Regions from separate parts of the Homo sapiens genome. Here region 2 is linked to region 1. A link is a loop called in an ENCODE intact Hi-C map of the cell type or tissue named here. Cell type or tissue: sigmoid colon. All regions are shown on one strand. Region 1 overlaps SORD (sorbitol dehydrogenase). Region 2 overlaps TERB2 (telomere repeat binding bouquet formation protein 2).

Region 1 (2,500 bases):
GAAGGTCTGCAGCTTCACTGCTGAAGCCAGCGAGACCACGAGCCCACCGGGAGGAACGAACAACTCCAGACGCGCCGCCTTAAGAGCTGTAACACTCACCGCGAAGGTCTGCAGCTTCACTCCTGAGCCAGCGAGACCACGAACCCACCAGAAGGAAGAAACTCCGAACACATCTGAACATCAGAAGGAACAAACTCCGGACACGTCGCCTTTAAGAACTGTAACACTCACGGCGAAGGTCTACAGCTTCACTCCTGAAGCCAGGGAGACCACGAACCCACCGGGAGGAACAAACAACTGCAGAAACGCTGGCTTAAGAGCTGTAACACTCACCGCGAAGGTCCGCAGCTTCACTGCTGAGCCAGCGAGACCACGAACCCACCAGAAGGAAGAAACTCCGAACACATCCGAACATCAGAATGAACAAACTCCGGACACGCCCCCTTTAGGAACTGTAACACTCAATGCGAGGGTCCGCAGCTTCATTGTTGAAGTCAGTGAGACCAAGAACCCACCAATTCCGGACACAAAGAGAGGAGTATATATGTGATTAAGATATGTATTTCTGACTTGAAGTGAAATATTCTGGAAAACTCACACAACTATGGTAAAGAAGAATTACTCAATTCCTTTTAGTCCTCTTGTAGTCACTCATTAAAAGATAAGAAATTCGGCCAGGCACAGTGGCTCACGCCTGTAATCCCAGCACTTTGGGAGGCAGAGGCAGGCAGATCAATTGAGGCCAGGAGTTCGAGATCAGCCTGGCCAACATGGTGAAACTCCGTCTCTACCAAAAATAAAAAAAAATTAGCCACGCAGCGTGGCATGCACCTGTAATCCCAGCTACTTGGGAGGCTGAGGTGGGAGGATGGGAGGATCACTTGAGTTCAGGAGGTTGAGGCTGCAGTGAGCCGAGATCGTGCCACTGCACTGTAGCCTGAGTGCAGTGACATCTGACATCAGGGACTGCTGATGAGTTACAAAAAATAAATAAATGAAAGAAATTCGTTTAGGAAACCTTTAATATGATTGAGATGACAAAACCTTTGGGAATGAGAAAAAAAAGAGCTGTGGAGATAAAAGTGAAAGTTCAGGATCTCAGAGAAACTAAGAAACTTTGGTAGATGAGAAATAGGATAAATGGAAGAGTATCTGAGACAGAAAAAGATTAAGCAAACAGAGGATTGTGGCCAACATCATGGCAAGGAAACATGAAAAGCAAGGTTTTGAGCAACCATGCTGTAATAACTTTCTAAAACATTGTAGTCTCCACAGTGTGCTTAGGGCAATATTTACAAACCTACAGGCTGATGTTAAAATGGTTTTGTGCTCAGGTAGCATGTCTCCTACAGAGACAGGAGGCAGGAGACAAGCCTGAGTTGCAAGGGTAATTAGAATCAGCCAGAAAAAGAATGGAAAAAGAAAGTTGGTGTGCAGGGAGAGGAATTTATTTGAACTTCTCCATCAAGCGTGTTCTGCTACAGGCACAGCACAGGCTGTGGGCACAGCACCCTCTCGTGTCTGGGAGAGTCACTGCAGCTTTGCTGTGTGGTACGAGCACAGCTGTTCAGCTCTGTTAACTTGAATAAATATTTACAGTAGTGTTCTCTCTAGTGACCCAGGGCCTATTTGGTGTGCCTGACTGTTGTTCTAAGCTTTAGTCTTACCACCTCTCCACCTCGAAATGGGGCGTTCAGGTCTGGCCAGGCTGGAGGCAAGGCTATGAATTGTATGCTGTGGAACTGTCTTTCAGTGTCTGTGAATTTGCCTACTAGTGCCTTTAGCAGGGAGGGTGGGGTGCTCTCCCATGTTTGAAATAAAGACCTTAGTCTTTAGTTTCAATTTAACCTGCAGTTTAACATTTCACGCAGTATAATGCAGCCATAAAAAAGAATGAGATCATGTCTTTTTCAGGGACATGGATGAAGCTGGAAGCCATCCTTCTCAGCAAACTAACACAGGAACAGAAAACCAAATACCACATGTTCTCACTCATAAGTGGGAGTTGAACAATGAGAATACATGGACACAGGGAGGGGACCATCACACACCAGGGCCTGTCAGGGGGTGGGGGACAAGGGGAGGGAGGGCATTAGGACAAATACCTAATGCATGTGGGGCTTCAAACCTAGGTGACAGGTTGATAGGTGCAGCAAACCAGCATGGCACATGTATACTTATGTAACAAACCTCAGGTTCTGCACATGTATCCCAGAACTTAAAGTAAAAAAAAAAAAAAATCCACGTGGTATAACAGAAGGATCACTTTACACAGCGGTCCCTGATGTCTGATGTGGGACCAGCAACAACTTTGAGGAAGGTTTTGGTGACAATCAGCTATCTTGAGGTGGCTATTTCTAGACTGATTACTTCCTTCCCTCGCATCCTCCCTTCCTTCCTTCCTTCCTTCCTTCCTTCCTTCCTTCCTTCCTTCCTTCCTTCCTTCCTTCCTTCCTTCTGATGTAGCCAGTCTAAATTATTAAAAGATAAAAAGACTCCC
Region 2 (2,500 bases), 69 kb before region 1:
GCAGGATTTGCACTGAGTCAGAGCCCATTATTTAAATGGTAGTCATTAAATACTATACCAGGTATTTACTATGTAGAATACTATACTATCTCATAGTATAGCACACTATACTGTCTCTGCAGAAAGGAGACAAGGATTTTATGTATGTTATGATAGCAGTTAATAAATTATTTAAAAATTATACGTATCTGTGTGTGAAAACCCCATCATCACACTTATGAACTACAAAAGAATCTTAAAATATATTTTTTACTTGGAAGGAAATACACTACATATTAGCAGTAATTTTATTAGGATGAAAAGTGGTGAGTGATTTCCCATCTTCTTTCCAAATTGCTTTAATATATTACGTTGGTTTAAGAAATTAAATTTGGGCATTGTGCCGCATGCTTGTAATCTCAGCACTTAGGGAGGCTGAAGCCGGATGACTGCTTGAGCCTAGGAATTTGAGACCAGTCTGGGCAGCATAGGGATACCCCACCTCTATAAAAAATTTAAAATACTAGCTGGGCATAGTGGCACATACCTATAGTCCCAGCTATTTGGAGGCTGAGGTGGGAGGATCGCTTGAGCCCAGGAGGTTGAGACCGCAGTGAGCCGTGATCACGCCACTGCACTCTAGCCTGGGTGACAGAACAATACTCTGTCTCAAAGAAAAACAAGAAATTAATTTAAAAAGACAAACAAACATGGCCTTGCCATTGTATTAGGAACAGTTTATAAGAGGCCTTCTCATTGCAGGCTTATACATGATCTAGTCCTAGCTTCATATTTTCCAATTCAGTTGGTTTTCAAATATTCATAGGGAACATTGGTTCTTCAGAAGTCTGTTTTATCCCTCCAAACCTGTGGCCGGAGTCAATCTAAAAGTGGAGGCAGGGGAATCCCCACAACGGAGTGCCCCAAACAGTCCCAAGCTGGGGCCAGTTGGGATTCTAAAGAAAGAACCACTAGCTAGAGTAATCAGTCTAAAGCATTTATTGAGGGAACTTGCAGAGTATCGCACCAATCCTTGCAATGGACAAGATATAAGGGGTGTTCTACCTAGGTATATCCACAGTGAGGGGGTCTGGGTATGGAGTTTATATGAGGGTTTAAGGAATCTGGCTCAGGGCTGAGGCCAGTTTCTTTCAGTGTTTTGAGCAGCAACCTAGATACCTTTATCAGTGCCTGGAAATGTTTAAGGTCCTGGTTTGAGTTCAAGCCTGATGGGAAAACCCTGCACTGGGCTGTCTCACAGAGCAGTCAAAGCCCTCTGTGATTTTTGGTCAGGACACAGAAAGCAAGCCAGGAGTGGAATCAGGGGAGGGGAGGATGGGACTGGGGTACCCTACAGTCTGGTATTTAGCTGCTGTAATATAAATGATCAAATAGTAGTTATCTTTCTTCAAAATAAAAAGTAATGATGTAATTTATATAATTTTTTCAAGTTTTTCTCCCATAAGGGCTAATTTCCTTAATATACAAAGAGGTATTAGAAATCTGGGAAAAATATGTCCAATCCAAAAACAACAGAAATGGACAAAGGATATGAATAAACCCTAGGTAGGTGTCTACTTAGAGCCTTTTCTCTGTGGAAACACCAGAGGGTGCAGTGTGAACACAGATAAAATATACCCTCAATTTACCTGCTGAAGCATTTGTTAGCATAGTACTAGGGACGTTGATTTTTTTTACATCATACAAACTTGATGTATGAAAAATCAGGCAGTACAGAATTAGTATAAAATCCTAATTTCTCCCAAATCCTCTCCCAGTGATAACCTTCATTTTTTGTTTTTAATTGAGACAGAATCTTAGTCTGTTGCCCAGGCTGGAGTGCAGTGGCGTGATCTCGGCTCACTGCAACCTCTGCCTCCTGGGTTCAAGCAATTCTTGTGCCTTGGCCTCCCGAGCAGCTGGGACTACAGGCACATGCCACCCCACCACACCAGCTAATTGTTTGTATTTTTAGTAGAGACGGGGTTTGGCCATGTTGCCCAGGCTGGTCTCAAATTCCTGGCCTCAAGTGATCCACCTGCTTCAGCCTCCCAAAGTTCTGGGATTGCAGGCATAAACCACCCGTGCCTGGCCGAAAAATCTTATTTGATATTATGATGTGTACTGGCAGCATATGGCATTTCATTTTGTTTAACCTTTTTTTTTTTTTTTTTTTTTTTTTTTGAGACAAAAGCTCACTCTGACCCCCAGGGGTGGAGTGCAGTGGCACGATTTCAGTTCACTGCAGCCTCAACCTCCCAGGCTGAAGTGAGAGATCCTCCCTCCTCAGCCACCCAGAATGCTGCTAGGATTACAGGCATGAGCCACCACACCTGGCCTAGAATTTGTTACTTTTATGACACTTCCATGAACATCTTTTTAAAAATAAATCTTGCTCTACTTTTTTGATAGTTTTCTTCATGTAAATTATCGGATGTGGAAATTATGGTATAAAGAGGAGTTTTTTTTCTTTCTTAAACACCTTATTTATTTACTTAGTTTGTGTGTGTGAGAGAGAGAG

The links. Hi-C counts contacts between places; a loop is a spot of excess contacts. Peaks named below come from ENCODE experiments on the same cell type or tissue, not always from the same donor. Only the 100,000 strongest peaks of a DNase experiment are listed, where the experiment ranks them.
Region 2: a loop joins it to region 1, with 5 times the contacts of the local background. A loop is called at or near these places in 63 of 110 quality-filtered maps.

What each region holds. Positions count from the first base shown.
Region 1 is chr15:45,035,738-45,038,237 of GRCh38, forward strand. The region is part of intron 1 of SORD (sorbitol dehydrogenase); the gene reads left to right. Among named protein-coding and RNA genes, the nearest start is that of SORD, 14 kb to the left of the region's middle. In sigmoid colon, a CTCF peak has its summit at 1,527 (motif pointing left); a DNase peak (open chromatin) is centred at 1,524; H3K27ac peaks cover 480 bases.
Region 2 is chr15:44,966,449-44,968,948 of GRCh38, forward strand. The region is part of intron 5 of TERB2 (telomere repeat binding bouquet formation protein 2); the gene reads left to right. Among named protein-coding and RNA genes, the nearest start is that of TERB2, 11 kb to the left of the region's middle. In sigmoid colon, no CTCF peak of the experiment used is centred here; no DNase peak of the experiment used is centred here.